Linked DNA regions of Homo sapiens: region 1 is linked to region 2. Evidence: chromatin loops called from intact Hi-C (ENCODE). Cell type or tissue: endothelial cell of umbilical vein. All regions are shown on one strand. Each heading gives the region's core, and the rest is flanking DNA. Links, peaks and the distances in the headings are about the cores only.

The links. Peaks named below come from ENCODE experiments on the same cell type or tissue, not always from the same donor. Only the 100,000 strongest peaks of a DNase experiment are listed, where the experiment ranks them.
Region 1: a loop joins it to region 2, with 9 times the contacts of the local background. A loop is called at or near these places in 3 of 110 quality-filtered maps.

The regions. Positions count from the first base shown.
Region 1 is chr14:22,607,703-22,622,719 of GRCh38, forward strand. It overlaps ABHD4 (abhydrolase domain containing 4, N-acyl phospholipase B), which reads left to right. Exons shown (of 7, transcript NM_022060.3): 6 at 2,022-2,208; 7 at 3,157-5,261. The coding sequence ends at 3,246. Among named protein-coding and RNA genes, the nearest start is that of ABHD4, 17 kb to the left of the region's middle. In endothelial cell of umbilical vein, for the core only: no CTCF peak of the experiment used is centred there; a DNase peak (open chromatin) is centred at 6,669; H3K27ac peaks cover 2,887 bases.
Region 2 is chr14:22,691,542-22,708,270 of GRCh38, forward strand. It overlaps OXA1L-DT (OXA1L divergent transcript), which reads right to left. Exons shown (of 3, transcript XR_001750638.3): 3 at 12,679-14,874. It also overlaps the pseudogene RPL26P2 and the pseudogene OR6E1P. Among named protein-coding and RNA genes, the nearest start is that of OR6J1, 56 kb to the left of the region's middle. In endothelial cell of umbilical vein, for the core only: no CTCF peak of the experiment used is centred there; a DNase peak (open chromatin) is centred at 8,720; H3K27ac peaks cover 1,723 bases.

The DNA of each region.
Region 1 (15,017 bases), core at 1,718-9,717, 86 kb before region 2:
GGCCCCACAGGCCCAGCCCTAGCCCTTTCCCCAGAACTTTCCCCATCCCAGACCTAGTTCTGTACAATGTCCTCCCAACCTAAGCCACAGAGTATATAAGTTTATAATTCATTCACATCCCAGAGGAAGCAAAGGTGACATCAGTGACAACCAGCTCCCTCACCCCCAAACACCGTCACTCAATTTTGTAACTCCCTGAGTTTTTTGACTTTGTAACCCTGACAAGCTCATGGTAACTCTTATCATTTCCTTGGAAAACATGAAATTTGACCAACATGTTTGAGGGTATCTACTTCATCTCACCTAAACTTAGGGGCTTTGTATATATTTTTATTTTCCTAATGATGTCCTAGTGAAGTAGGTATAATACTCTACATTTATAGATGAGGAAACTAAAGTATATTCTGGTTACATGACTTGCTAAGAAAACACAGCTGAGGATTTGAATTCATTTGACTCCAAATTCCATGCTTTTTCTGCCGTGCTGCAGTATCTTAAGGAAAAATTTATTTCTGATGGCCTGGGCAGAACTCAGGTTCCCTTTCATCTGTACATGTAAAAGAGAATGGAGATCTGATGGTACTAAACAGGCCAAGCCTAGGAGGCAGCAGTGTCCCCAACCTGCCCTATCTCTAGCAGAAGCTGCAGACCAGCCCCAGAAAGCTGGCTCTGCCCCAGCCTTGTGGACACCTCATGATACGGCCTCAATTCATTCTACCTGAGCAAATGACCGGGGAGTGAAATAGATTACATTGGCATTTGTTGTTTCTTGCTTAACAGAAACTGCTGCTCCCCCAGCCCTTGGAAGACTGATTTTTAATTCCAGAGTCTTCTCAGGAAGCCCTTTTTACTACTATAGTACTCACTTTTAAGCGTTCACCTCAGATGAACTTCTGACCATGTCTCTAGACCCCCAACAGGCTAAATCCCCAGTCTGTGTTTTCATAGCACTCGACCACCTTTTCATCCTTCTTGGGAAATTTTAAGTTGTTTTTTGTTTGTTTGTTTGTTTGTTTTTGAGATGGAGGTTTGCTCATTGCCCAGGCTGGAGTGCAATGGCACGATCTCGGCTCACTGCAACCTCTGCCTCCCAGGTTCAAGCGATTCTCCTGCCTCAGCCTCCCAAGTAGCTGGGATTGCTGGCATGCACCACCATGCCTGGCTAATTTTGTATTTTTAGTAGAGATGGGTTTCACCATGTTGGCCAGGCTGGTCTCGAACTCCCGACCTCAGGTGATCTGCCCGCATCAGCCTCCCAAAGTGCTGGGATTATAGGCATGAGCCTCCATGCCTGGCTGTTCGTTTGTTTTTTTGAGACAGAGTCTCGCTCTGTCACCCAGGCTAGAGTGCAGTGGCGTGATCTTGGCTCACTGCAACCTCTGTCTCCCAGGCTCAAGCAATTCTCCTACCTCAGCCTCCTGAGTAGCTGGGATTACAGAAGCGCACCACCACGCCCCGCTAATTTTTGTATTTTTAGTAGAGACAGGGTCTCACCATGTTGGCCAGGCTGGTCTTAAACCCCTGACCTCAAATGATCCGCCCGCCTCGGCCTCCCAAAGTGCTGGGATTACAGGTGTGAGCCACCGTGCCCAGCCCAAGAAATTTTAAATTAAATAACAATTAATCATATGATTAGTTACTTAATGCCTACCTCCCTAACACATGAGCTAAAGTGTGTGAGCTCCAGGAGGGACAGCATCCTGCCTTTCTTGTTCATATGTCCCCTTTCCCAGTCCAGGGCATGACAGAATATTTGTTGAGTCAATAATAACCCATTTCATTCTCAGATTCTTGGACAGTTCGTACTGCCATGGGGTTTTTCACAAGTGTTCCTCCGAACTCTTCTGTGATGGGAGGCCTCTGGAATTTTGGTCTTCCCCTAATCTTACCAATATTTAATGAGCCCAGTGTGGGGCTTTGACAGGAATACAAAGGTGACTAAGATTCTGCCTCAGTCTCTGAAGAGACCAACAAGTTGACATATTCTGCTGTGAAGTTTATTGCTGTTTTGCTTTTGACAGTGGTGAGACAGCATTCAAAGCCATGATGGAGTCCTTTGGCTGGGCCCGGCGCCCTATGCTGGAGCGAATTCACTTGATTCGAAAAGATGTGCCTATCACTATGATCTACGGGTCCGACACCTGGATAGATACCAGTACGGGAAAAAAGGTGAAGATGCAGCGGCCGGATTCCTATGTCCGAGACATGGTATGTTGCACCACCCAAGGAGTGGAAATGATGACTGAGAGTCAATCACCTCTCAGCCTTGGGGTAGAGAAGGGTGATCAAGGAGAAAGAGGAATGGACAGACTGAGATAGAGCAGTAGATTTGAGAAGTTTGGAAACTCTCTTTGGAATATCTTTTTTTTTTCGTGATGGAGTCTCGCTATTGTTGCCCAGGCTGGAGGGCAATGGTACAATCTCGGCTCACTGCAACCTCCGCCTCCCGGGTTCAAGCGATTCTTCTGCCTCAGCCTCCCGAGTAGCTGGGATTATTAGCATGCGCCACCACGCCCAGCTAATTTTGTATTTTTAGTAGAGACGAGGTTTCTCCATGTTGGTCAGGCTGGTCTCGAACTCCTGACCTCACGTGATCCGCCCACCTTGGCCTCCCAAAGTGCTCGTATTGTACTACCTTCATTAGGGGCTTCCTGCTTTTAGCCCAGTTCAGCTAAAAGGCTGGTTCTTGTCTAGCAGCCAGGCACCTGCTGCTACTCCAGCCCCCATGTAGTTTCTACCCCAAAACCAGAGCCATGGGCAGTAGAGTGAATAGTAGAGGCTGCCATGAAGCTTCCCCACCACACCTCCTCCCCTTTTTTCTTACCCCTCTCCGCCATGTGCCAATGAGTGTGCTTAATGAGGCTGGGTGCCAACCATGGGCCCAGGTTTACTGGACCTTTGGATTAAATGAGCAGATCAGTGGTGGGGCTAACACAGAAGGAAAGACACAGTGAATGTTTATCAAGTAAGTAGAATGGGAAAGCATTGGCTGTCAAAGGAAAATACCAAGATCCAAGCGAGAAAGGTGGAGCATTATCTCTGATAAGAGCTCGTGGGTGGCAGGCAAGCAAGTCTAAGGGGAAAAGAAATAGCGTGAAGGCTTCCCAGCACCAGGAATAAAAGGCCATCCCACCCCTGCGGGTTCTCTCTCCACAGGAGATTAAGGGTGCCTCCCACCATGTCTATGCTGACCAGCCACACATCTTCAATGCTGTGGTGGAGGAGATCTGCGACTCAGTTGATTGAGCTGCTCTCTGAAGAGGAAGAGGAGAAAGCCAGAGAGTCACTCTTACCTCCCTGTCTGCTTACTCACCCACTCTGTCCTTTCCTCACCAACTAACATGTGCCAGCCAGGCAGAGTCTTGTGCTGTTCCCAGAACAGGACGACAGTGAAAAGAACACTCTTGACCCTACACTGAAGGCTGAAGGCAGAAGCCACAAGAGGCCTTGAGTGCCACCCCCAGGGAAGAACATAAAGGGTTGCACAATGCCACCCATCCACTCCTTGCCAAGTGTTACCCAGATGGTGGAGGATGTGAAGGGATTGCACCAAGCCACATTCACTCTCTCTGTGGCCTTTCTTCCTCTGGGCAAAGAAGGGCTTCCAGTGGCCTTTCCTCACTCTGTAGTGTTTGTGGGGATAGGTTCCATGCAAGAACACCTTCCTCCTCCATCCCCCACTTCACCCCATCCCATACCAGTTCCATCCAGGGTCTGCTTAACTGCCAAGAGCAGGTCCTGGAGTTCCCTTCACCTGCAGAGTCCTTTTCATGACCTAGGAGGTCTTATTCAAAGCCCTCATTGACAGAGGAGGAAACAGGCCAAGGCAGGACATGGCTGGACCATGGTGATACAGCTCTGTGTGATTCAAGTTCTGGCAGAGCTTGTAAGGCTAGAGCCCAGGTCTGCCGACACCCTGTGCTTGTTGCACACTTGATTTGCTAAGGCTGGAGACAGGCACCATTGCCATGGGGCTGGTCCTAGTCACTGGCCGAGGATAAGCCCGTCCCTGTCCCACATTCTAGCCCCACTATGCGGGGGTGCTGTTGTCCTGCCTGTGTCTCATCCCCGGCTGCCTAAGCTAGGGACACTCAAGTGCTTCCTTCCTTGCCCCATCTTCCTCCCAACTGGAGGCCTCTGAGCCTCCCCTGTGCCTTGGGCCCTGAAGCCCCATATGTAGTATAGAGCAAAGGTGGCTCCTGGTGAAGAGAGGGTGGAAAGGCCCTTCAGCCCCAGGGCCATGTCTGGGTTCTCCATGCCCATCAGTCTCTGCAGTTTCTCTACCTGCCCCCAGAGCTGAGGCCATCTGCAAGCCCCTGCCCATGGCCCAATGGGGAGCCTCCAGCCACAAGTTCCCTGTCCTTATCAGCCACTGGGTGGTTCCCACTGCATGACCCTCTATCCCTGCCATCTGTCCCCATGGTTTCCAGCTCAATCCACCCCTGACCCATCTGTCAGCTTTTTCCCAGGGAGCCGTTTCAGGGGTTCTGGGCAGTAGGCTGGGCCTGGCCTCAGAACCTGGTGGCTCCTGCCTGCTCCTTCACTTTTGTAAAACCATCCCCTTCACCAGAATGGTATTAACTCCTGGTGCTTTGTACTACTGGTCCAGCTGCCCTGGGCTCCTTTTCTATATTAATAAAGAAACGAGTAAAAATTACCGGTGGGGATGATGTTTAAAATTGCTCTGATCACTGGTGGTGCTGAATTCGCAACAGCCTGTGTGATGCCTGAGAGAAGGGAGTCCTGAGGGTTGCCTGCCTACCCACGACTCCTTCTCCTTTTAGTGTGGCGTTTGCCCGCTAGACCCAGCCCAGAGTCCAGGTCAGCACAGGCCCTCTCAGCCAACCACTCATGACAAATGAGGAGTCGAGATCCACAGTGTGGATGGGGCAAGCCCCAGTTCACAGTAGAGAGGTGGAACTTAGTACTTCCTGCTGCCCATTAGACACCCTTTCTTCCTAAGTTCAAGGGAAGCCCACACATGTACTGCTCCCTGCATCCTGCTCTAACTTCCTCTCATCCTCTGGATCTCAGCTCAAATATTCCTTATGCAGAGATGCCTTCCCCTGATTCCCTAAACTAGACTCGGACCCCTCTGTTCTGCATCTCTGTGGCATATCATCTGCCCCTTTTGTAAAACTTATAAACTTGTGGTTACTTGTTTAGCGTCTCTTTCCTCCCCAGACCATAAGCAACATAAAGACAAAGGGTACATCTAGCACATAGTTCGTGTTCAATAAATGTTTGTTTTCATCATGCCACGGGAAGTGAGATATACCAAGTATTCAAAAAAGTGTTCAAATCATTACTAACAGTGCTTGCTCTGTGCTGGCTGAGTCCAGCTGGGCCCAGAATTCCACGGTTCTAAATGGCGCATATTCCATGTGCATAGGCTGATTGAAAATGTATTAAACCTAAATTTTAAAAAAAAAGCACATGATACTACACATGTCATGATGAATGAATAGACAGAACTCCTCCTGAATATAATTACAAAGTTCTGATCCATCTCAGGACCCTGTGTCTTCTCTGAGGATTTTTATAGGGAGGAGAAGGCAGGTATATAGAGCTTACTACATGCCAACCACTAGGGCTGCAATAGTGAAGAAACAGAGAGTGTCTGCCTTTGTGAGAAATTCCAGTTCACTCAAAGAGATGCACCTAGTCAAAATATTATGTAAATCAATGTAAAATTGCTAAAGTGCTACCCGTGAGAATTGAGAAAACCTCCTGCAGAAGTGATGGCAGCTGTGCCTGAAGGCAGGACCAGGGAAAGGGGAAGGACTGTCTGGAGAGAGGGGCGACTGCAAAGGCAGGTGGCTGGGAGAGAAGTCTGGTGAGATCAGTAGGGACCAGCTCAGCAGATCCTCTGGCCACATGAAGAATGTTGTGTTCATTCTAAAAAGCAATGGAAGGAAATGAATGGGGGTCAGGGTGGGGTAGGGAGTGTGACAAAATCAGCCTGAGATTGAAAGAGCCATTCTGGCTGCTCTGTGGAGTTCAGATGAGAGGGGGATGAGAACTTTGAGGCTGCTGCAGTGGTCCAGGCCAGAGCTGATGGTAGTTTGGACTTGGCTAGGGGCTAATGGACACAGAGAGGGGAAAAATGCAAAAGATGCTTAGATGGTAAAATCTAAAAGACTTAATATCAACACTGCATGACCCTACCACCCTCTTGAAGAACGGGCCAAGTGAGGCAGTGGTTACCAAACCCAGTCACATAACAAAACAACCTGGGGGTATTTTTTTTTAAATATAGATTCCTGAGCTGTATTCCCTAGAGTTTGATCTGGTTAACCTGAATGGAGTCTGACCGTGAAATCTACATTTAAACACATTCCTAGGAGATTCTGGTGCCCTGTGTCTGCAGGAACTGGTCTAAGGGACTCTGTCTCTGACATTTGACCCAGAAGGCTGGGTAGAGTAGGGCCTGTGCCCCTGAGAGTTCATTCTGCTTGCTCCAGAATCACTTTTTTTTTTTGGAGGTAGCACAACATGCTGATCTGCTTTTTCCAACTCAACACGAGGCAAACACATTCTTCAGGAGCAGACGCAAGAAGAGTCTGAGAAAGGTCACCCAGAGTCCCCTGTTTATACTACATGGTCTGCACGCATGGGCACAAGCCAGCACGCAGACACACACCCCATCTGACAGGAACATTCCTAACATTCCACTAGGTGGGACTAAGAAATTACTATGAACATTCTACCCAATCAGCACAGTTTCTGGGTGGGCACTAAGGATTTATGGTGACAGTTTGAACCATAAATCCAGGCTCCTCAAATGCCTAGCAGTTTAAAAGGAGAGATTCCACAGACAGACATTAAAAGGACTGTGACTCAACTTAAGACCCAGGTGGTACTGCAGTATTCAGCGACTAGCAGAAAATGTGCTAAATTTAACTTCCTCCTCGGTATAGACACCAAAGTATGTGTGCTAAAAATGTAGTCTGGTTTCATTGCCAAAACGGTGGTGAAATCTTGATGAGTACCTCTTTCCATTCTGATCCATGACCCTGCAGGTACAGTTCATGGCCAGATAGAAAAGACTCCTACTCTTTTTTTTTTTTTTTTTTTTTTCACTCTGTTGCCCAGGCTGGAATGCAATGGTGCAGTCTCGGCTCGCTGCAACCTCTGCCTCCCAGGTTCAAGCAATTCTCCTGCCTCAGCCTCCTGAGTAACTGGGACCACAGGCACCCGCCACCATGCCCAGCTAATTTTTGTATTTTTAGTAGAGATGGGGTTTCACCATATTGGTCAGGCTGGTCTCGAACTCCTGACCTCAGGTGGTCCACCCACCTTGGCCTCCCAAAGTGCTAGGATTACAGATGTGAGCCACCGCGCCCAGCCTAAGACTCCTACTCTTAACTGATAACAAACACAATGTCCAATGAATGGTGCACAAGATTTTTTCTCATTTTGTGACTTTTCAATTCATACAGAGTCCTCGGATGAGGTCTGGAGGGTCCTTTCTCTCAGTCTCCCTTCCTTTTCTGTCCTTCCTCAGGGTCCTGGTCTATCTGGCAGAAGCAAGAAAGCCACTTGAGATTCTGAGGGTCTGTCTCAACCCCATCCTGGTGAAATATCTCAAGATAAACATTCTCCTCTCGCTATTATAATATTGACGGTTTTTTGCTGGGCGCGGTGGCTCACGCCTGTAATCCCAACACTTTGGGAGGCCAAGGCGGGCAGGTCACTAAGTCAGGAGTTCAAGACCGGCCCAGCCAACATGGTGAAACCCCATCACTAATAAAAATACAAAAATTAGCTGGGCGTGGTGGCAGGCACCTGTAGTCCCAGCTACTCGGGAGGCTGAGGCAGGAGAATCGCTTGAACCCGGGAGGCCGAGGCTGCAGTGAGCCGAGGTCACACCACTGCACTCCAGCCTGGGCGACAGAGCGAGACTCTGTCTCAAAATAATAATAATAATAATATTGACTTTTCTTTTTTATACTTTAAGTTTTAGGGTACATGTGCACAACGTGCAGGTTTGTTACATATGTATACGTGTGCCATGTTGGTGTGCTGCACCCATTAACTTGTCATTTAACATTAGGTATATCTCCTAATGCTATCCCTCCCCCCTCCCCCCACCCCACAACAGTCCCTGGTGTGTGATGTTCCCCTTCCTGTGTCCATGTGTTCTCATTGTTCAATGCCTACCTATGACTGAGAACATGTAGTGTTTGGTTTTTTGTCCTTGTGATAGTTTGCTGAGAATGATGGTTTCCAGCTTCATCCATGTCCCTGCAAACAACATGAACTCATCATTTTTCATGGCTGCATAGTACTCCATTGTGTATATGCGCCACATTTTCTTAATCCAGTCTGTCATTGTTGGACATTTGGGTTGGTTCCAAGTCTTTGCTATTGTGATAGTGCCACAATAAACATACGTGTGCATGTGTCTTTATAGCAGCATGTTTTATAATCCTTTGGGTATATACCCAGTAATGGGATGGCTGGGTCGAATGGTATTTCTAGTTCTAGATCCCTGAGGAATCGCCACACCGACTTCCACAATGCTTGAACTAGTTTACAGTCCCACCAACACTGTAAAAGTGTTCCTATTTCTCCACATCCTCTCCAGCACCTGTTGTTTCCTGACTTTTTAATGATCGCCATTCTAACTGGTGTGAGATGGTATCTCACTGTGGTTTTGATTTGCATTTCTCTGATGGCCAGTGATGATGAGCATTTTTTCACGTGTCTTTTGGCTGCATAAATTGTCTTCTTTTCAGAAGTTCATATCCTTCACCCACTTTTTGATGGGGTTGTTTGTTTTTTTTCTTGTAAATTTGTTTGAGTTCATTGTAGATTCTGGATATTAGCCCTTTGTCAGATGAGTAGATTGCAAAAATTTTCTCCAATTCTGTAGGTTGCCTGTTCACTCTGATGATAGTTTCTTTTGCTGTGCAGAAGCTCTTTAGTTTAATTAGATCCCATTTGTCAATTTTGGCTTTTGTTGCCATTGCTTTTGGTGTTTTAGACATGAAGTCCTTGCCCAGGCCTATGTCCTGAATGGTGTTGCCTAGGTTTTCTTCTCAGGTTTTTATGGTTTTAGGTCTAACATTTAAGTCTTTAATCCATCTTGAATTAATTTTTGTATAAGGTGTAAGGAAGGGATCCGGTTTCAGCTTTCTACATACGGCTAGCCAGTTTTCCCAGCACCATTTATTAAATAGGGAATCCTTTCCCCATTTCTTGTTTTTGTCAGGTTTGTCAAAGATCAGATGGTTGTAGATATGCGGCATTATTTCTGAGGGCTCTATTCTGTTACATTGGTCTATGTCTCTATTTTGGTACCAGTACCGTGCTGTTTTGGTTACTGTAGCCTTGTAGTATAGTTTGAAGTCAGGTAGCATGATGCCTCCAGCTTTGTTCTTTTGGCTTAGGATTGACTTGACAATGAGGGCTCTTTTTTGCTTCCATATGAACTTTAAGGTAATTTTTTCCAATTCTGTGAAGAAAGTCATTGGTAGCTTGATGGGGATGGCATTGAATCTATAAATTACCTTGGGCAGTATGGCCATTTTCACGATATTGATTCTTCCTACCCATGAGCATGGAATGTTCTTACATTTGTTTGTATCCTCTTTTATTTCATTGAGCAATGGTTTATAGTTCTCCTTGAAGAAGTCCTTCACGTCCCTTGTAAGCTGGATTCCTAGGTATTTTATTCTCTTTTAAGCAATTGTGAATGGGAGTTCACTCATGATTTGGCTTTCTGTCTGTTATTGGTGTATAGGAATGCTTGTGATTTTTGCACATTGATTTTGTATCCTGAGACTTTGCTGAAGTTGCCTATCAGCTTAAGGAGATTTTGGGCTGAGACGATGGGGTTTTCTAGATATACAATCACGTAATCTGCAAACACGGACAATTTGACTTCCTCTTTTCCTAATTGAATACCCTTTATTTCCTTCTCCTGCCTGATTGCCCTGGCCAGAACTTCCAACACTATGTTGAATAGGAGTGGTGAGAGAGGGCATCCCTGTCTTGTGCCAGTTTTCAAAGGGAATGCTTCCAGTTTTTGCCCATTCATTATGATACTGGCTGTGGGTTCGTCATAGATAGCTCTTATTATTTTGAGACACGTCCCATCAATACCTAATTTATTGAGAGTTTTTAGCATGAAGTGTTGTTGAATTTTGTCAAAGGCCTTTTCTGCATCTATTGAGATAATCAAGTGGTTTTTGTCGTTGGTTCTCTTTATATGCTGGATTACATTTATTGATATGTGTATGTTGAACCAACCTTGCATCCCAGGGATGAAGCCCCCTTGATCATGGTGGATAAATTTTTTGATGTGCTGCTGGATTCGGTTTGCCAGGATTTTATTGAGGATTTTTGCATCGATGTTCATCAGGGATGTTGGTCTAAAATTCTCTTTTTTTGTTGTGTCTCTGGCAGGCTTTGGTATCAGGATGATGCTGGCCTCATAAAATGAGTTAGGGAGGATTCCCTCTTTTTCTATTGATTGGAATAGTTTCAGAAGGAATGGTACCAGCTCCTCCTTGTACCTCTGGTAGAATTCAGCTGTGAATCCATCTGGTCCTGGACTTTTTTTGGTTGGTAAGCTATTATTGCCTCAATTTCAGACCCTGTTATTGGTCTATCAGAGATTCAACTTCTTCCTGGGTTAGTCTTGGGAGGGTGTATGTGTCCAGGAATTTATCCATCTCTTCTAGATTTTCTAGTTTATTTGCATAGAGGTGTTTATAGTATTCTCTGATGGTAGTTTGTATTTCTGTGGGATCGCTGGTGATATCCCCTTTATCATTTTTTATTGTGTCTATTTAATTCTTCTCTCTTTTCTTCTTTATTAGTCTTGCTAGCGGTCTATCAATTTTATTGATCTTTTCAAAAAACCAGCTCCTGGATTCATTGATTTTTTGAAGGGTTTTTTGTGTCTCTATTTCCTTCAGTTCTGCTCTGATCTTAGTTATTTCTTGCCTTCTGCTAGCTTTTGAATGTGTTTGCTCTTGCTTCTCTAGTTCTTTTAATTGTGATGTTAGAGTGTCAATTTTAGATCTTTCCTGCTTTCTCTTGTGGGCATTTAGTGCTATAAATTTCCCTCTACACACTGCTTTGAATGTGTCCCAGAGATTCTGGTATGTTGTGTCTTTGTTCTCGTTGGTTTCAAAGAACATCTTTATTTCTGCCTTCATTTCATTATGAACCCAGTAGTCATTCAGGAGCAGGTTGTTCAGTTTCCATGTAGTTGAGCAGTTTTGAGTGAGTTTCTTAATCCTGAGTTCTAGTTTGATTGCACTGTGGTCTGAGAGACAGTTTGTTATAATTTCTGTTCTTTTACATTTGCTGAGGAGTGCTTTACTTCCAACTATGTGGTCAGTTTTGGAATAGGTGTGATGTGGTGCTGAAAAGAATGTATTTTCTGTTGATTTGGGGTGGAGAGTTCTGTAGATATCTATTAGGTCCACTTGGTGCAGAGCTGAGTTCAATTCCTGGATATCCTTGTTAATTTTCTGTCTCATTGATCTGTCTAATGTTGACAGTGGGGTGTTAAAGTCTCCCATTATTATTGTATGGGAGTCTAAGTCTCTTTGTAGGTCTCTAAGGACTTGCTTTATGAATCTGGGTGCTCTTGTATTGGGTGCATATATATTTAGGATAGTTAGCTCTTCTTGTTGAATTGATCCCTTTACCACTATGTAATGGCTTTCTTTGTCTCTTTTGATCTTTGTTGGTTTAAAGTCTGTTTTATCAGAAACTAGGATTGCAACCCCTGCCTTTTTTTGTTTTCCGTTTGCTTGGTAGATCTTCCTCCATCCCTTTATTTCGAGCCTATGTATGTCTCTGCACATGAGATGGGTTTCCTGAATACAGCACACTGATGGGTCTTGACTCTTTATCCAATTTGCCAGTCTGTGTCTTTTAGTTGTAGCATTTAGCCCATTTACATTTAAGGTTAATATTGTTATGTGTGAATTTGATCTTGTCATTATGATGTTAGCTGGTTATTTTGCTCATTAGTTGATGCAGTATCTTCCTAGCCTCAATGATCTTTACAATTTGTCATGTTTTTGCAGTGGCTGGTACCGGTTGTTCCTTTCCATGTTTAGTGCTTCCTTCAGGAGCTCTTTTAAGGCAGGCCTGGTGGTGACAAAATCTCTCAACATTTGCTTGTCTGTAAAGGATTTTATTTCTCCTTCACTTATGAAGCTTAGTTTGGCCGGATATGAAATTCTGGATTGAAAATTCTTTTCTTTAAGAATGTTGAATATTGGCCCCCACTCTCTTCTGGCTTGTAGAGTTTCTGCCAAGAGATCAGCTGTTAGTCTGATGGGCTTTCCTTTGTAGGTAATCCGACCTTTGTCGCTGGCTGCCCTTAACATTTTTTCCTTCATTTCAACTTTGGTGAATCTGACAATTATGTGTCTTGGAGTTGCTCTTCTCAAGGAGTATCTTTGTGGCATTCTCTGTATTTCCTGAATTTGAATGTTGGCCTGCCTTGCTAGATTGGGGAAGTTCTCCTGGATAATATCCTGCAGAGTGTTTTCCAACTTGGTTCCATTCTCTCCGTCACTTTCAGGTACACCAATCAGACGTAGATTTGGTCTTTTCACATAGTCCCATATTTCTTGGAGGCTTTGTTCGTTTTTTTTTTTTATTATTCTTTTTTCTCTAAACTTCTCTTCTTGCATCATTTCATTCGTTTCATCTTCCATCACTGATACCCTTTCTTCCAGTTGATCGAATCGGCTACTGAGGCTTGTGCATTCGTCACGTAGTTCTCGTGCTGTGGTTTTCAGCTCCATCAGGTCCTTTAAGGAATTCTCTGCATTGGTCATTCTAGTTAGCAATTCGTCTAATTTTTTTTCATGGTTTTTAACTTCTTTGTGATGGATTTGAACTTCCTCCTTTAGCTTGGAGTAGTTTGATCATCTGAAGCCTTCTTCTCTCAAATTGTCAAAGTCATTCTCCATCCAGCTTTGTTCCGTTGCTGGTGAGGAGCTCCATTCCTTTGGAGGAGGAGAGGCACTCTGATTTTTAAAGTTTCCAGTTTTTCTCCCATCTTTGTGGTTTTATCTACCTTTGGTCTTTGATGATGGTGATGTACAGATGGGGTTTTGGTGTGGATGTCCTTTCTGTTTGTTAGTTTTCCTTCTAACAGTCAGGACCCTCAGCTGCATGTCTGTTGGAGTATGCTGGAGGTCCACTCCAGACCCTGTTTGCCTGGGTATCAGCAGAGGAGGCTGCAGAACATATTGGTGAACAGCAAATGTTGCTGCCTGATCGTTCCTCTGGAAGTTTTGTCTCAGAGGATTAACCGGCCGTGTGAGGTGTCAGTCTGCCCCTACTGGGGGGTGCCTCCCAGTTAGGCTACTCAGGGGTCAGGGACCCACTTGAAGAGGCAGTCTGTCTGTTCTCAGATCTCTAGCTGCGTGCTGGGAGAACCACTACTCTCTTCAAAGCTGTCAGACAGGGACATTTAAGTCTGCAGAGATTTCTGCTGCCTTTTGTTTGGCTATGCCTTGCCCTCAGAGGTGGAGTCTACAGAGGCAGGCAGGCCTCCTTGAGCTGCGGTGGGCTCCACCCAGATCGAGCTTCCCGGCCACTTTGTTTACCTACTCAAGCCTTGGCAATGGCGGGCGCCCCTTCCCCAGCCTCACTGCCACCTTGCAGTTTGATCTCAGACTGCTGTGCTAGCAATGAGTGAGGCTCCGTGGGCATAGGACCCTCCAAGCCAGGCACGGGATATAATCTCCTGGGGTGCAGTTTGCTAAGACCATTGGAAAAGCACAGTTTTAGGGTGGGAGTGACCCAATTTTCCAGGTGCCGTCTGTCACCTCTTTCTTTGACTAGGAAAGGGAATTCCCTGACCCCTTGCACTTCCCAAGTGAAGCGATGGCTTGCCCTGCTTCGGCTCACGCTCGGTACGCTGCACCCACTCTCCTGCACCCACTATCCAACACTCCCCAGTGAGATGAACCTGGTACCTCAGTTGGAAATGCGGAAATCACCCGTCTTCTGCGTCTCTCACGCTGGGAGCTGTAGACTGGAGCTGTTCATATTCGGCCATCTTGGCTCCACCCCAAGTGTTTTTCATAGTATAAGTTCAGCATTGTTATGCTAGACAGATCTTTGTCATCATCCTGCTAAATATCACTCTTCACTAGGGTTAAGGAGGAAAGACCTTCCTCATTCCTGGAGAGAATACTAAGGAGGATTAACAGATGTCAGCAGGTGCACAGAGTCTGTTCCCCAACCCACAAGGACCCCATTATCTTGGTTGGTGACTCTGCTAAAGGCCTAGGAGATCTGTAGACTTCACCTTACTGATGGCTGATGCTCCTTCTTCCTGGAATATTCTGAGGCCTAATGGAGAGTTTGTGATAATTCAGCAACCACATATTTTAGTTGGTATATATGTGTCTTAGTCTGTTTCTTCTGCTATAAAGGAATACCTGAGGCCAGGTAATTTATAAAGAAAAGAAAACCTGTCAGTTCTGCAGGCTGTACAAGAAGCATGGCATCAGCATCTGCTTCTGGTGAGGGCCTCAGGAAGCTTCCACTCATGCTGGAAGGGTAAGGGGAGCTGGAGTGTGCAGAGATCACATGACAAGGCAGCGCAGGCCAGAGAGAAACAAGTGAGGTGCCAGGCTTGTTTTAACAATCTCTCCCAGGCACTGCTAGAACAAGAACTCACTCATAACCACACAGACAGCACCAAGCCATTCATGAGGAATCTGCCCCATGACCCAGACACCTCCCATTAGGCCCCATCTCAACATTGGGGATCAAATTTCAACATGAGATTTGAAGAGTCAGATATCCAAACTATAACAATATGAGAACAAATCACACACAACCAGAAGAATCCTGAGACATGCTAGTGGCTGAAAAGGATCCTGAAGGATATGGCGTTAGAGGTGATATTTTCATCTTCTCAGTTTGACCAGCTGACACCATGTGTTGTGTCTGGGAAAAGAATTTTTGAGAGGGCTCACAACTTATGATAGATTTATGGGCCTCTGATAAATTATGAGGTA
Region 2 (16,729 bases), core at 4,102-12,101:
CCAAGGTCGGGAAAACATTTCAAGTAGGAAGAACAGCATATGCAAAGGCGTGGGAGCCCAAGAGAATGTGATAACTTTCATAACACATGCAGGTTTGTTACATGGGTGAATTGTATGGTGCTAAGGTTTGGGGTATGACTGAACCCAGCACCCAGGTAGTGAGCATAGTACCTGATAGGTAGTTTTTCCACCCTCTCCCCCACTCCCTACCTCCCCTATCTTGTAGTCCCCAGTGTCTATTTTTTCCATCTTTTTGTCCATGTGTACCCAATATTTAGCTTCTACATATAAGCGAGATCATGCGATATTTGGTTTTCTGTTTCTGCTTTAATTCACTTAGGATAATGCCCTTCAGTTGCATACATGTTGCTGCAGAAAACTATGATTTCATTCTTTTTAATGGCTGCATAGCATTCTTTGTTATATAGGTACCATATTTTCTTTATCCAATCCACTGTCAGTGGGCACCTAGGTTGACTCCATGTCCTTGCTATTGTGAGTAGTGCTGCAATGAACATGCAAGCACATGTCTTTTTGGTAAAACAGTTTATTTTCTCTTGGATATATACCCAGTAATGGGATTGCTGGGTTGAATGGTAGTTCTGTTATAAGTTCTTTGAGAAATCTTTAAAAAACTTTCCACAGTGACTGAACTAATTTACATTCTTACCAACAGTGTGTAAGTGTTCCATTTTCTCTGCAGCCTCACCAGCATCTGTTGTTTTTTGGCTTTTTAATATAGCCTTTCTGACTGGTATGAGATAGTATCTCTTTGTGGTTTTGATCTGAATTTCTCTGATAATTAGTGATATTGAGCATTTTTTCATGTTTGTTGGCTGCTTGAAAGTCTTCTTTGGAGAAGTGACTGTTCATGTCTTTTGCCCATTTTTTAATTGGGTTATTTATTTTTTGCTTGTTGAATTAAGTTTCTTATAGAATCTGGATATTAGATCTTTGTTGGCTGCACAGTTTGTGAATAGTTTCTCCCATTCTGTAGGTTGTCTGTTTAGTCTGTTGATAGTTTCTTTTGCTGTGCAGAAGCTCTTTAGTTTAATTAGATCCCACCTGTCAATTTTTGTTTTTGTTGCAATTGCTTTTGAGGACTTAGTAATAAATTCATTCCCAAGGCTGATGTCCAGAATGATGTTTCCTAGGTTTTCTTCTAGAATTGTTACAGTTTGAGCTCTTATATTTAAATATTTAATCCATCTTGAGTTAATTTTGTACATGGTAAAAGGTAGGAGTCCAGTTTCATTTTTCTGCATATAGCTAGCCAGTTATCCCAGCACCCTTTATTGAATAGAGAGTCTCTTCCCCCATTGCTTATTTTTGTCAACTTTGTTGAAGATCAGATGGATGTAGGGGTGTGGCTTTACTTATGGTTCTCTATTCTGTTCCATTGGTCTATGTGTCTGTTTTTGTACTGTACCATGCTGTTTTGCTTACTGTAGCTTTATAGTATATTTTGAAGTCAGGTAATGTGGTGCTGACAGCTTTGTTCCTTTTGCTTAGGATTGCTTTGGCTATTTGGGCCCTTTTTGCTTCCATATGAATTTTAGAATAGCTTTTTCTAGTTCTGTGAGAAATGACATTGACCAGAATAGCATTGAACCTATAGATTACTTTGGGTTCTATGGTCATTTTAATGATATTTATTCTTCCAATCCATGAGTGTGGAACGTTTTGCCATTTGTTTGTGCCATCAGTGATTTTTTTGAGCAGTGTTTTGTAGTTCTCCTTGTAGAGACCTTTCACCTCCTTGGTTAGATGTATTCCTAGGTATTTTATTTTTTGTGTGGCTATTGTAAATGGGATTGTGTTCTGATTTGGCTCTCAGCTTGAACATTATAGGTATATAGAAATGCAACCGATTTTTGTACATTGATTTTGTGTCCTGAAACATTACTGAAGTCATTTATCAGTTCCATTAGCCTTTTGGCAGAGTCTGTAGGGTTTTCTAGATGGAGAATAACATCATCTGAGGAAAGATAATTTGACTTCTTTTCCTGTTTGGATGTCTATTTATTTCCCTTGCCTAATTGATCTGTCTAGGATTTCCCAGATTTTTTTTTTTCTCCTCCGAGACGGAGTCATGCTCTGTCACCCAGGCTGGAGTGCAGTGGCATGATCTCAGCTCACTGCAACCTCTGCCTCCCGGGTTCAAGAAATTCTCCTGCCTCAGCCTCCCGAATAGCTGGGATTACAGACACCCTCCACCACGCCCGACTAATTTATGTATTTTTAGTAGAGACGGGGTTTCACCATGTTAGCTAGGCTTGTCTCAAACTCCTGACCTCGAGATCTGCCTGCCTCAGCCTCCCAAAGTGCTGGGATTACAGGCATGAGCCACTGTGCCCAGCCCCCAGATTTTTTAAATACATGAAAAGATACATATTAAGGAATCATGCTGTCCACCCTGACTCTATCCACCCCAAACTACCACCTACAAGTATTACTTTTATTGGTTTCTGGTACATTCTTCAATTACTTTCAACATATTGGCTTTTTTTTCTTTTTCATTTCAAGTTTTAATGAAAGCTTGTATATTAGATTATTTCATTCCTGCATCTTCTCTATTGTTTCTTCCTTGTATTTGCCCTTTTCCTTTCCTACTTGGTGAGATTTTCCTTTCCATTCAAGGACATTTTTGCAGTCTTTGTCCCGTTTTAGCCCAGTGGTAACCACTTTGCTGGGGTGAATGCTTACATGGATAGTTGTGCCATTAGCCTTTTCCCACTGCACCCATTCAATGTAGATGACATATTTCTTCCTGTAAACCTGGAGTACTTTGCCAGTTTGCTGACCTTTATGGTGTCCTCATACAACCTGAACTTCATCATCCTTTCAGATGGGCATGGATCAAACGTTGTACTTCTATCTCAGCTCTGTGGAAAGAGAGGAAGACATTGTCTTCCTGCAAATGTGGGAAGGTTCACTGAAATGCCTTTTGCAGTTCTTGCTTTGGTCAGAAGTCACAAAGGGATTGAACTTCATTTTGGCTTTTCCCACTTCAGTGATGGTCGCAAAAGGGAAGAGCACTTTCAACATATTGACTTTAATGCACACAGGTGGATACCTTTAGTAAATAGTTGGATAGATGTTTCTGGGGCTTAAGAGAGATGCCTGTGTTCATTATATACATTGAATCACCAATGCGGGAGTAAGTAAGAGTTGAAGATGTAAGCACAGATGAGACCACCAAGAGAGAATGGGAAACCTAAGGACAAAACTCTGTAGGACACCAGGGATGAATAACAAATACAAGGTAAAAGGGTGAAGACAGTAAACTTAAAAGTCTCTTTCCAAGAAGTAAACTATGTGCTCCACAGAGGAGCCTATGTTCAATCACCACTGTTTTTGTGGTGCCTAGCCCAGTGCCTGAAACCTAGTAAGTACGAAATAACCATTGAATAAAGTCCAGCTCTCAAAGAAGAGAAAAGAAGTAAAAGAAGTAAACTTTAGAAGACTCAGGATAAGAGGAAGATTGTTTAAAATAGAAAACTACTTTTTCATATTTATGTGCATGTGAAAAGCAGCAAGAAGAAGAAAGCATTTGAAGGTTCAGCATCTAAGACCACTAAAGAATGATGTCAGGAAGTGAATGAACTCAGTCCTTGTGATGTCCCTTCCTTATAGCTTCTCTTTGCTTCCCTGGAAATGGAAAGGGTGGTCTATCATTAATAATGAAGTTGCCTAATGTCACAGGACTCATTACTCCAAATATATTTGATTTTTTTTTTTTTGAGACAGAGTCTTGCTCTGTTGCCCAGGCTGGAGTGCAGTGGTGTGATCTCGGCTCACTGCAGCTTCCATTTCCCAGGTTAAAGCAATTATTCTGCCTCAATCTCCCAAGTAGCTGGGATTACAGGCACCTGCCACCACGCCTGGCTAAGTTTTGTATTTTTAGTAGAGATAGGGTTTCGCTAAGTTGGTCAGGCTGTTCTCGAACTTCTGAACTCAGGTGATCCGCCTGCCTCAGCCCCCCAAAGTGCTGGAATTACAGGTGTGAGCCACTGCAGCTGGCCTATTTGATTTGAATTGGATACAAGAGTCCATATGAGGTCATTCCTTGAAAGCCTCTGACAGTCTCAGGCACACCCTGTGAATTTGCTCCACTTGCTTGTACCAAAATGTTTTCACTACTCATAGAGATATTGCTAGGCTTTTCTGCCAAATTTGAGACCTATATTGGTAAAATATAAAATATAGGTTTAAAAACTTGTGTATTGTTTTATATAAATGCATTTCCTAATACCACTAATGTCATCAATTGACTACTGAATATTGATGATAGCTATAAGTTGGAACACAGCTATAATTCTGTTCTAGTGTTGTCTACACCAATAAGGCAATGGAGAATGTAGGCTCACCTAAGAGACATAAATACATCCTAGCAGTGCTTAGTCAAGTCAATGCATACAACTTATAGCCCAGCTATCCTACTCACATGTACGTATCCCAGGAAATTGCCACACATCCATAAGGCTACTTCTATAAAGACGCTTGTCGCAGGATATTGTTGGCAATCCAGATGACCATCATTGGGAAAATGGATCAATAAAATGTGGTAATGCACACTATGGAATAAAATGCAGCAATTAGAAACATTAAACTAAAAGTATACATATCAATAAGTCTTCATAGTACACTGCAGAGTAAAAAGAGTAAGAAAAAGAACAAGAACTATATAATATTTACATAAAATAAAAATACACTTTATATGTTTTACATAGACACGTGCAAATTCAATTACAGTGACCTCTTACAGGGCAAAAGAATGAGAGCTTGGAAAGTGGGTGGAAGGCAATGAATAAATACATACATACAAACATACAAACATACATGTAAGAGACATAATGGCATGCCATCCCATGCATTGAGAGTGTGTTGATTGTATGCTGGAGTCAGCTCCCATCAGCTTTTGAGAGCTGATTATGCACATTTCTTGCCAGGTCTGCATTTAGTAACATCACATTGGTACTTAAAAGCAGCCAGAGTGGGGCGCAGTGGCTCATGCCTGTAATCCCAGCACTTTGGGAGGCCGAGGCAGGTGGATCACCTGAGGTCAGGAGTTCAAGACCAGCTTGGCCAACATGGCAAAACCCCATCTCTACTAAAAATGCAAAAATTAGCTGGGCGTGGTGGCAGGCACCTGTAATCCCAGCTGCTTGGGAAGCTGAGGCAGGAGAATCACTTGAACCAGGGAGGCAGATGTTGCAGTGAGCCAAGAGTGTACCACTGCACTCCAGCCTGGGCAACAAGAGTGAAACTCAATCTCAGGAAAAAAATAAGTAAATAAAATTAGCCAGAATGAAAGTATTTACACCATAGAAATCGCAAGTACTACAAATCAAGGCACCTTTTGTTTTCCTGAGAGCCTGTTGTTAGACATTTGCCAGCCTCTAGTCCTCTGGACTAGTAATTCCAGTTCTAAGAATTTGTTTTCAGGAAATATCTCAAATATGGAAAATGTTTTATATACAAAGATATTTATCCAAGTCCTACTTTAATAATGACAAGTTGGAAACAACTTAAATGTGAAAAGGGAATGGTTATGTAAACTAATGATAAATCCAGCATTTAAAATTATATTTATGCGAAATCTTTAATTACATGAAAAACACCTCTATTGCTGGTTTAAATGAAAAAAAAAGCAGAATAAAAATATATATGTAAATACAATGTGATACTAAGCAATCACCCAGGGTTCTTATTAAAATAGAGATTCTGATTCAGGAGGACTAAAGTGATGCCTGGGATTCTGCTTTTTTTAACAGAAATAATGCCAATGCTGCTGGTGTACATACCACTTTTTGAGTAGTAAAGGCATGTAGAATACAATCACACTCATGTAAAAAATGTATCAGAAAAATAATCTGATGGAAAATTAAAGTGTTAAATGTATTGAGCTGGGGTCATGAATGAGGGATTTTTAAAAATATGTATTTAACTAGAGTTTCCAAACTTTCTATATTATAGGATTACTTGCTTCTATAGTGTGGTAAAATGACATTAAAAATAGTCTGCTTAGGAGGACTGGGCTTGGTGGCTCACACCTGTAATCCCAGCACTTTGGGAGGTCAACGTGGGCAGGTTTCTTGAGGTCAGGAGTTCAAGACCAGCCTGACTAACATGGTGGAACCCCATCTCTACTAAAAATACAAAAATTAGCCAGGTGTAGTGGCGCATGCCTGTACTCAGGAGGCTGGGGCAGGAGAATTGCTTAAACCCAGGAGGTGGAGGTTGCAGTGAGCAGAGATCGCACCACTGCACTTCAGCCTAGGTGACAGAGTGAGATTCCGTCTCAAAAGATAATAATAGTAATCTGCTTAGCCAAGTGTGGTGGCTCACACCTGTAATCCCAGCTACTTGGGAGGCTGAGGCAGGAGGATCACTGGAGCCTAGGAGTTCAAGGCTGCAATGAGCTATGATTGCACCACTGTACTCCAGCCTAGGTGACAGAGTGACACCCTATCTCTAAAATAAATAAATAAGTATAATTTTTAAAATAAAAATATATATATTTATGCTTATGCATGTGTAGGTGCAGGGAATATATGGGAAATCTCTATAACTTCCATTCAATTTCTCCGTGACCCTAAAACTGATCTAAAACATAAATCTATCTTTAAAAATCTGCTTTAATTTTCTCATAAACAGCATTAAAAATTGAATAACCAAGACCTTGTCGAAGAGCCCAATTGTACAGCCTGGTTGAGAATCAAGCCTATGTATGTTTCATTCTTTTTTCCCACTTTCTTAACGATGCCTTGAACGTGGGTTTCTGATCCTTTTTACCAAATGCTTTTATATTTTTAACCAAAGGAAAAAGACATTTAATCGCAGCTTTTTCATTTTCTTGCATTTTGTCCCTCTCTCCAGTACTCCGTCTTCAACCATGTCCCGGCCCTGGGAGGGAAGGGATCCTGCAGGACAGGACTGGCCAGAGTTCTACATTACTTGTGATGGTTCCTTATATCCCTAGAACAATAAGACTGCCTAGTGTTACACAGGAGTCCCCTATTTTGGAGGCATAATGTGATTTTTTTTTTTTAATTTTTGTAGAGACAGAGTCTCTCTATGTTGCCAGGGTGGTCTCAAACTCGTGGCCTCCAGTGAGTCCCCCTGCCTCAGCCTCCCAAAGTGCTGGATTACAGGCATGAGCCACCATGCCCAGCCTGGATTTATTACTTTAACTAAAAGTAGTTGTTATTCTCGATCTGAACAAACAACAGAAAGTTTTGTTTGCAAAGTTGTACTAAGTAACAGCCAAGAGACTTGGAAAGAGGCTGAGTGGGGCTCATTAGACTAACTCTCTGGGGATCCCAAGTCCCATCAAACTAGGGAGACGAATAGATCCCTTAAGAAAACAAAACTGCAACCCAAATCTTCCAGCCCTGATATTACCTTCACCAAAAGATGTTTACTTCAGAAGGAGCTTGCTGAAAATTGAAGATTTTGAAACACTCTATACTCTTCAGACCCTTTGAGCTGAATGATGGCGCCAAAGAAGCTATTCTTCTCTGAGTGACCAGGGAATGCAACTGCCCATTCAGGAAGCTTTGTAAGAGAACAGGTGTTCTTAGAAAATACCATCAAATTCATGAGAGATACAGAACTCACACCAACAGTATAGGACCAGCATTTAGAGCCAACAGACAATATTGCAACCTCAGGAAATAACCGTGAGAAGCAGTTATCTCCCGTAGTCCTGTGAGCAGTGTGTTTGGAATGGCCTGATTGGGAGTCTCCCGGAGGACTGGTAGACACCTGACCCTGGACCTGCCAAGTAATCTCCATCTTGGCACTTCAGGGGCTGGCAGAGCAGCAGTTGCTTCCTCAAACCCTTCTCTTGCTGGCACTTGTTTTTATATTTTGTCAGAAGGTCTGGCACATCAAGGACAGGCACTGGGTCTCATTTGTAACTTTAGCCCCACCCAAGTCAATGCTGGAACACAGCAGTGGGTAAGCCAATGTTTATTCAGTCAGAGCCATTACATTACTCACTTGCACTGAGGGACTTTGCCTGGCCTGATCTGCCCAATGTTGTGCCATGCTGTGCTCTGTGTAACTGTCCTCTTGGAAGACACAAAGCTCTGGACAACATGGAATCTGGGTGAAACTCCAAATGCTTTTGCTTTGAAGGGGAATATCTCATCCTCCTTCTAGGTGTAGTGGAACTGTTCAAAAGAGCATGAAGTCCAGGCACAGTGGCTCACGCCTGTAATCCCAGCACTTTGGGAGGCTGAGGAGGGTGGATCACCTGAGGCCAGGAGTTCGAGACCAGCCTGGCCAAAATAGTGAAACCTTGTCTCTACTAAAAATACAAAAATTAGGCGGGCATGGTGGGGCACGCCTGCAGTCCCAGCTACTTGGGAGGCTGAGGCAGGAGAATCACTTGAACCCAGGAGGCAGATGTTGCAGTAAGCCGAGATTGTGCCACTGCACTCCAGCCTGGGCAAAAAAAAAAAAAGAGCCTGAGTTCCTACCGTGGCAGGACACACCTCCAGGTCGTGCATACTTTTCCATGGGGCACTACACAACTGACCCTAAAAACAATGAATGGTCTGAAGTAGATGGTGCAGCCACGTCCAGGCTCTCAGACTGCTGGGCAAGTCTCCCCTTCACTCATCAAGCATGTAGAATAAAGGAGGAAATGCCTGGGATTCAGGAAGTGGCCTAATTTACTTTGGTTCTGGAAGGCCAAGAACTAGTGACCTCTGCTTTGAAACAGGAAGAAAAAAAAGTTCATCAGCGGCCCTGGCTAGATGCTATCTCCTTAGCTGGTCACAATGCCTTCATTTATCTGTGCTAAGCTCATGACTCAGCATGAACCTGGAGCTTTTTCTTCTAGTCCCATTCACAGCTGGCTCTTTATCACCTTAATCTCTGTTCTTATGTTTCTCCCAATGTGTACCACCCAGGACTTGCCTAAAAAATACTCTAATACTCATCCTATTACTTCCTGATGATGTTTCTGGGTGTCATGTTCATGTTGGATTCTGCTTTTGTCATGGGCCACCTGGGGTCATCTTTGAACAAAATGATGAGGCTACAAAAACCTATTTTTCCAATTGTTGATGGATCTAGACAATGTGAAGCCTAGAATTAGCCCATGAGAAATAGCCCTAGTTATATCCTCAAAGGCTGGTCAACTATTTTGTGTTCTTTAATAACTGTCAGCAAAAGTTAGAGATAAGGGTAGTTTATGGAATGACCTAGAATAATGTAGCCTGTGCTAAAAAGAAGGCAAAACCTTTCTAAGGTTTTTGTTTTTTGGGTTTTCTGCTGCTGGAAGCTCCCCAGCAAACCCAACCAGACCTCTGTCTACTCACTCACTCAAACTCCAGACCGTCTCAAAGATGTAGACTCTCCCTTCAGAGAATGATTGTGGAGCAATGCCTCCAACTTGTCGTGAGGAAAAGCAAACTCTCTTCAGATGGACCAATTTCAGATGAGTTGGCATGCTGCTGGCAAGGTTGCTGACCCCTAGGAAATGCTACATAAATTACATGTCCTCAACCACTTGTGTGTCAAACACCCACCGAATCCATCTCTCAGACATTTGAGATGTGGCTTACTCATTCAATAAATGTTGTTAAAGCTGATTATTTCAAGAAACTTGTTCTAATTACTACAGAAAATACAAAGGTTAATAGAGAAATTTTTGACTCAGTGAGCAAGAAGTGAAAAACAACTATAACAATACAATAAAAAGATGATATATAATAAAATTATGGGAGGTACAGAGGAAAGACACATTTATTTGGAAGAGAAGTCTTTATAGAAAAGATAGCATTTATTGAGGAAAGACTTAAAGGATAAATAGGACTTGAAAGGCTGATGATTCCAAACTGAAAGAGTGACATGAGCAAACACACAGTTGTGTGAAAATGGATAAAGAATCAAAATATTGCAAAGAATCTATTATATCCAAAGCTCAGAGTTTGTGGAAGGAGATAATGAAAGGAGAACCTTGGCAACAGGTCATTAAGAATGTTGAATATCAAACTCCCATTAAGGAGTGTTGATTTATGTGGATACTACTTGGATTTTTCCTTATTTGATTTGTGAGAGGTGTGCTTTTCTCTCACAGATTTCCTCTAGTCTTTTTATCAATCCAAAAACTAATGAAAGGTATCAAAGATTCTGGCAATGTTTAAACAGCAACACCCTCGAATATGAACTCTTTATGGATGAAGACCCAATATTGGTATAAACACAAGAACAAAAGTTATTGAAAGCAGGTAATATTAGTATAGGCAAAGGGATTCATTGAGAAATTAGGAGTAAAAGTTTTGGTTAAGAAAAGTAAGAAAGGATAAATTTTGGTTCTGAGCCTTTCTTGGGCCACCTTGCACATCATCACACTCTTGTCTAACACACAGATGCACCAGAAACCACACGTGAAACAGGTAACCCCAGAGGCTCTGCAGATAAGCCTGAGTAGTCAGTGGTGGGAAGATACATCCTTCACAGAAATAAAGTACACCTTCAGCCCTCTCTCCTTTCAGTTCCAGGTTGTTCTCAGGTCCCCAACATCACGATTCTTGATGCTGAACACCTTTGATCAGCCCTCCCCAGCAAAGGTCAGAGGAGCCATGGGGAACCACACCACCGTCACCGAGTTTGTCCTGCTGGGGCTCTCAGAGACCTGTGAGCTGCAGATGCTCATCTTCCTGGGGCTCCTCCTGACCTACCTCCTCACACTGCTGGGGAATCTGGTCATCGTGGTCATCACCCTCATGGACAGGCGCCTCCACACCACCATGTACTACTTCCTCCGCAACTTTGCTGTCCCGGAGATCTGGTTCACCTCGGTCATCTTTCCCAAGGTGCTGGCCAACATCCTCACAGGATACAAGACCATTCCCTCCCAGGCTGCTTCCTGCAAAGTTTGCTCTATTTTTTCTTGGGCACCACAGAGTTCTTCCTCCTGGCGGTGATGTCCTTTGACAGGTACGTGGCCGTATGTAACCCTTTGCATTATGCCACCATCATGAGCAAAAGGGTCTGTGTCCAGCTAGTCCTCTGTTAGTGGATGACAGGATTCCTTCTCATCATTATTCCAAGTTTTCTTGTCCTTCAGCAGCCATTCTGTGGCCCCAACATCATTAACCATTTCTTCTGTGACAACTTTCCCCTCTTGAAACTCATTTGTGCAGACATGACTCTGATAGAGCTCCTGGGTTTTGTTATAGCCAACGTCAGCTTACTGGGCACTCTGTCTATGACGGCCACTTGCTATGGCCACATCCTCCACGCCATTCTGCACATCCCCTCAGCCAAAGAGAAGCAGAAAGCCTTCTCCGCCTGCTCCTCCCACATCATTGTCGTGTCTCTCTTCTATGGCAGCTGCATCTTCATGTACATTCAGTCAGGCAAGAGTGACCAGAAGGAAGACAGGAACAAGGTGGCGGCATTGCTTAACACCGTGGTGACCCTGATGCTCAACCCCTTCATCTACACCCTGAGGAACAAACAGGTGAAACAGGTGTTTAGGCAGCAGGTGAGCAAACTCCTCATATAAAGCTGTGTAAAAAAAAAACTGAAGCTCAGCATCCCCAGACAAGCTAAGAGAATATAGGCCCCTTGAAACAACTGAGCCTTTCCGATTCAGAAAAAGCTCGGATGATATGTTTGTACATGATGTGTTTCTATGGGATCAGTCACTATGCAATTCAGCATAAACTCTTTGGACCCTCTGGCACTATTAATTAGTGGATTTGAATATTTCTGTTCATTCCATCTGTATCTGCCTGGCTTCCAACAAAATACAAGTTCTCTGAAAGCAGAAACTAGCTCTATAACTCACTATAAGCCTCAAGTGTCAATCCATTGTCATAGACCATATAGATTGTTAAAAAATACTTGTGTGCTGATTGATCACTCTGTGTCTGTTTCTCCAACGTCCTCAGGGGAAAGAACAGTTATCTATTAGTACTGTCCTTATTTAACACTGACAATCCTGTTACGGAAATATATTAGCAAGACATCGAAAATGCTAAAGCTAATTGCTTATCATTTTGCGTATAAGCTATTTATGCTCTTTTAGTATTTAAATTCCTAGAAATTCCTCATTCTTACTGATAAAGGCTCTTTCATCTACTAGTTATATTACCTCTCTGAGCCCCAGTTTTCTCATCTATGAAATGAGGATGACAATGGCCATTTCAAAGAATTGTAATAAAAGTCAAATGAGATTTTCTATGTAAAATTGCTTACATAGTGTCTGGTCCTCAATAAATATTCCTTCCTTTCTTCCAATTATAATCCTACTTTCCCACTCCCTTTTTTATTTTATTTTATACCAGTTATCAACAAAAGCATTTTTGAAGATTTTATATTCAAAATGTTATTTTAAATGTTAAAGTTAAATACAAGTCTAGTGATTTTTCTGGTCACTCCTACATAATTTTAAAAGTCCTCTATTAACTATCAGTCCATAGAATAGTGTTAGTAAACTGTCCAATTCTATGTAATTATTAAAATTTGGAACTTCATTTAAAGTTAAAACTTACTCTTTCCTCCACCTAGAGCTTGTTTCAGGCAAGACATCAGAGAGAAACGGTGTGTGTTGTTGGCTTTATCTGTCTTGACTCTGCAAGCACATCTACCCGTTACCTACCGTAACCAAATCAATTAACATTAATTCTTCCAAAGTGATTGTTACACAGAAGTCATGTTCAAGTAAATGTATGGTCTGGTAGATAATAATCTATGCCTTTGAAGAATCTGAAATCAAACAAAGACAATATGAAGTATGCAAATACTAGAATTCAGGGTAGAAAATGATAATGTGTAAGAAAATATCACATGTAACTCTTCAACAACCAATTTGAAAACCAAGAGGAAATGGATGATTTTCCAGAAAAGAAATTTTTTTTCAACTGACCTAAGGAGAAATAGAAAACTTGATTAGACATATTACTATAGAAAAACCTCAAAATCGGGTTACATATCTACTATAACTCAAAAACAAAAAGCAAACAACCCAATTCTACAAATGATCAATAAATACACGAAAAGTGTTACATCACTTAATCATTAGGGCAATGCAAATCAAAACCACAATGAGATACCACTTCACACCAATTAGGAAGTCTATTTTTTTAATTAAAAAAATAGAAAATAACAAGTGTTGTCAAGAATGTGGAGTGGCCACTTCCAAGGAGTTAGGATTACAGTGGCTCATCCCTGTAATCCTAACTCCTTGGAAGGCAAAGACAGGAGGATCATTTGAGGCCAGGAATTCAAGACCAGCCTGGACAACTGGGCAACATAGTGAGACCCCATCTCTACAAAAAAAACTACAAAAATTAGCTGGCCATGGTGGTGTGTACCTGTAGTCCCAGCTACTCAGGAAGCTGAGGTGAGAGAATCGCTTGAGCCCAGGAGTTTGAGGCTACAGTGAGCCATGATTGCACCACTGCACTCTAGCCTGGGTGACAGAGCAAGACCTTGTCTCAAAAAAAAAAAAAGAGAGAGAGAGAGAAAGAGAAAGAAAGAAGAAAAGAAGGTACAGAAGTCATCTAGACTTTCTTATAAGACTGGAAAAAAGTGTAAAGAAATTAGAACTCTTGCATATACACATTGCTAGTGGAAATGTAAAGTGGTACAGTCACTGTGGAAAACAGGATGGTGGTTCCTAAAACAATTAAACATAGATGTGCCATAAAATCCAGCAATTTTACTTCTGTGAATATACCCAAAAGAATGGAAGGCAGGGAGTTGAACAGATCTTTATACACCCGTGTTCACAGCATCATTATTCACAATAGCCAAAAGGTGGTTTAAAAAAATGTCCAACAACAGATGAATGGAAAAATAAAATGTGGCATATACATACAATGGAATATTACTTAGCCTTAAAAGCAATGAAATTTTGATGCACACTGTCTGTAATAAACAAATATTAAATCATAGATGAGCCTAGAAAACATTATGCTATGTGAAATAAGCCAATCACAGAAGGACAAATAATGTATAACTATACTTATATGAGGTACCTAGAATAGTCAAATTCAGAGATAGAAAGTAGAACGGTGGTTACCAGGGCCCAGGCCAAGGAGGAATGGAGGATTTATTGTTTAATGGGTGTAGAGTTTCAGTTTGGTCTCAATTTATTATTATTTTTTTAAGATACAGTCTCACTCTATCTCCCAGGCTGGAGTGCATGGGAGAAGAAAAGATCTCGGCTCACTGCAACCTCTGCTTCCCGGGGTCAAGAGATTCTTGTGCCTCAGCCTCCTGAGTAGCTGAAATTACAGGCACCTACCACCATGCCCGGCTAATTTTTGTAGTTTTAGTAGAGACGTGGTTTCACCATGATGGCCAGGCTGGTCTTGAACTCCTGACCTCAGGTGATCTGCGCATGCCCAGAGTTTCAGTTTTGGATGATAAAAAAGTTCTGGAGATAGATACTGGTGATGATTGCTCAACAATGTGAATTTACTTAGTGCCATTTAACTGAATAATTAAAAATGCTTAATATAATACATTTTATGTCATATATTTTTCACCACAATAAAAAATACAGATCTCAGATCAATAAAAACCCAAAAATATGTAATCTTTGACTCCCTTCTTTCTCCAATATCCTACAACCAATCCATTAGCAAATTCTGTGGGTTATACCTTCAAAATATATACAGAACCCTACTATTTCTTACCACTACCACTGTTAGCACCTTTGTCTGTGCAACCTTCCACTTCCTCTTGGTTCTCCATCTCCTACCTGTCACCTCTCTCACATCCACATAGCCCTGAGGGAGGGAGAAGCCACAGGTAACGGGTAGATGTGCTTGCAGAGTCAAGACAGATAAAGCCAACAACACACACCGTTTCTCTCTGATGTCTTGCCTGAAACAAGCTCTAGGTGGAGGAAAGAGTAAGTTTTAACTTTAAATGAAGTTCCAAATTTTAATAATTACATAGAATTGGACAGTTTACTAACACTATTCTATGGACTGATAGTTAATAGAGGACTTTTAAAATTATGTAGGAGTGACCAGAAAAATCACTAGACTTGTCCTGGATTTCATCAGGGATCAAGGAAAAATAACTACATGAACAGGTTTGAATGAGTATATAGGAAGAGGGTGGAGTGGAGAATATGTATTACAAATAAAGGGTTATTATCCATAATTTACAAAGACGAATTATCTATTATCTAATAGATAAATGAGATAAGGATATGCATAGACACTTCAGAAAAAAGCAAATTTAAAGAGCCAATAAATAAATTAAAAGATGTCCAATCATGTTAATAGTTAAAACAATAAAAATAAAAATAACAGCTCTTAATAATTAAGGAAGCATTTTCAGTTTTTAAAAGTAAATTTATACTTTAAAAATTACTCTTGTTTTAATAAATGCTAAAATATTTACAGAGAAAATGATATGATGTCTGGGATTTGCTTCAGAATAATAAAAGGAGGAGGGGAGTTGGTGGTGGTCTAGGTGAAACCGGTATGACTTGGTCATTGTTAAAGCTAGATGATGGCTACATTGATACATGGAGGTTTATTATAAAATCTCTTTGTTGTTGTTGTTGTTGTTGTTGTTGAGACAGAGTCTTGCTCTGTCGCCCAGGCTGCAGTGCAGTGGCACGATCGCGGCTCACTGCAACCTCCACCTCCCGGGTTCAAGTGATACTCTTGCCTCAGCCTCCCGAGTAACTGGGATTACAGGCACGTGCCAGCACGCCCGGCTAATTTTTGTATTTTTGGTAGAGACAGGGTTTCACCATGTTGGCCAGGATGGTGTCAAACTCCCAACCTCAGGCGATCCTGGAGGTAATATCATCCTCTCCCCCGATGGATATTAGGAACTATATCACAAGGGAATGTACACTCCCAGCGATATGGAGAGTAATATCATTCTCTCCCCTTCTGGATATTACAAACAATATCACAAGGGGGTGCACACCCCCTGTGATACAGGGAGAAATATCATCCTCTCTTCCCCTGGATATTACGAACAACATCACAAGGGGGTGTACACCCCATGCGATATGGGGAGTAATATCATCCTCTCCCTCCCTAGATATTACGAACAATATCACAAGGGGGTGTACACCCCATGTGATATGGGCAGAAATATCATCCTCTCCCTCCCTGGATATTATGAACAATATCACAGGGAAGTGTGCATCCCCTGTGATATGGGGAGTAATGTCATCCTCTCCTCCCCTAAATATTACAAACAATATCACAGGGGATGTACACACGCTGCAATGTGGGAAGTAGTATTATCCTCTCGCCCCCTGGAAATTAGGAACAATATCACAGGTGGGTGTACACCTCCTGCACTATGGGGAGTAATATCATCCTCTCCCCACTGAACATTATAAACAATATCACAGGTGGATGTATACCTCCTGCGATATGGGGAGTAATATCATTTTCTTCACCCCTGGATATTACGAGCAACATCACAAGGGGTAGCACACTCCCTGCGATATGGAAAGTAATATTATCCTTTCCCCGCCCTGGATATTATGAACAGTATGACAGCGGGATGTACACTTTCTGCGACATGTGAAGTAATATCATCCTATCCCAACCCCGGATATTACGAACAATATCACAGGAGGGTGTACACCCTTTGCGATATGGGGAGTAATATTATCTTCTCCCTCAATGGATATTATGATAATATCATAAATGGGTGTACACATTCTGCGACATGCGGAGTAATATCATCCTCTCCCCCCCTGGATATTATG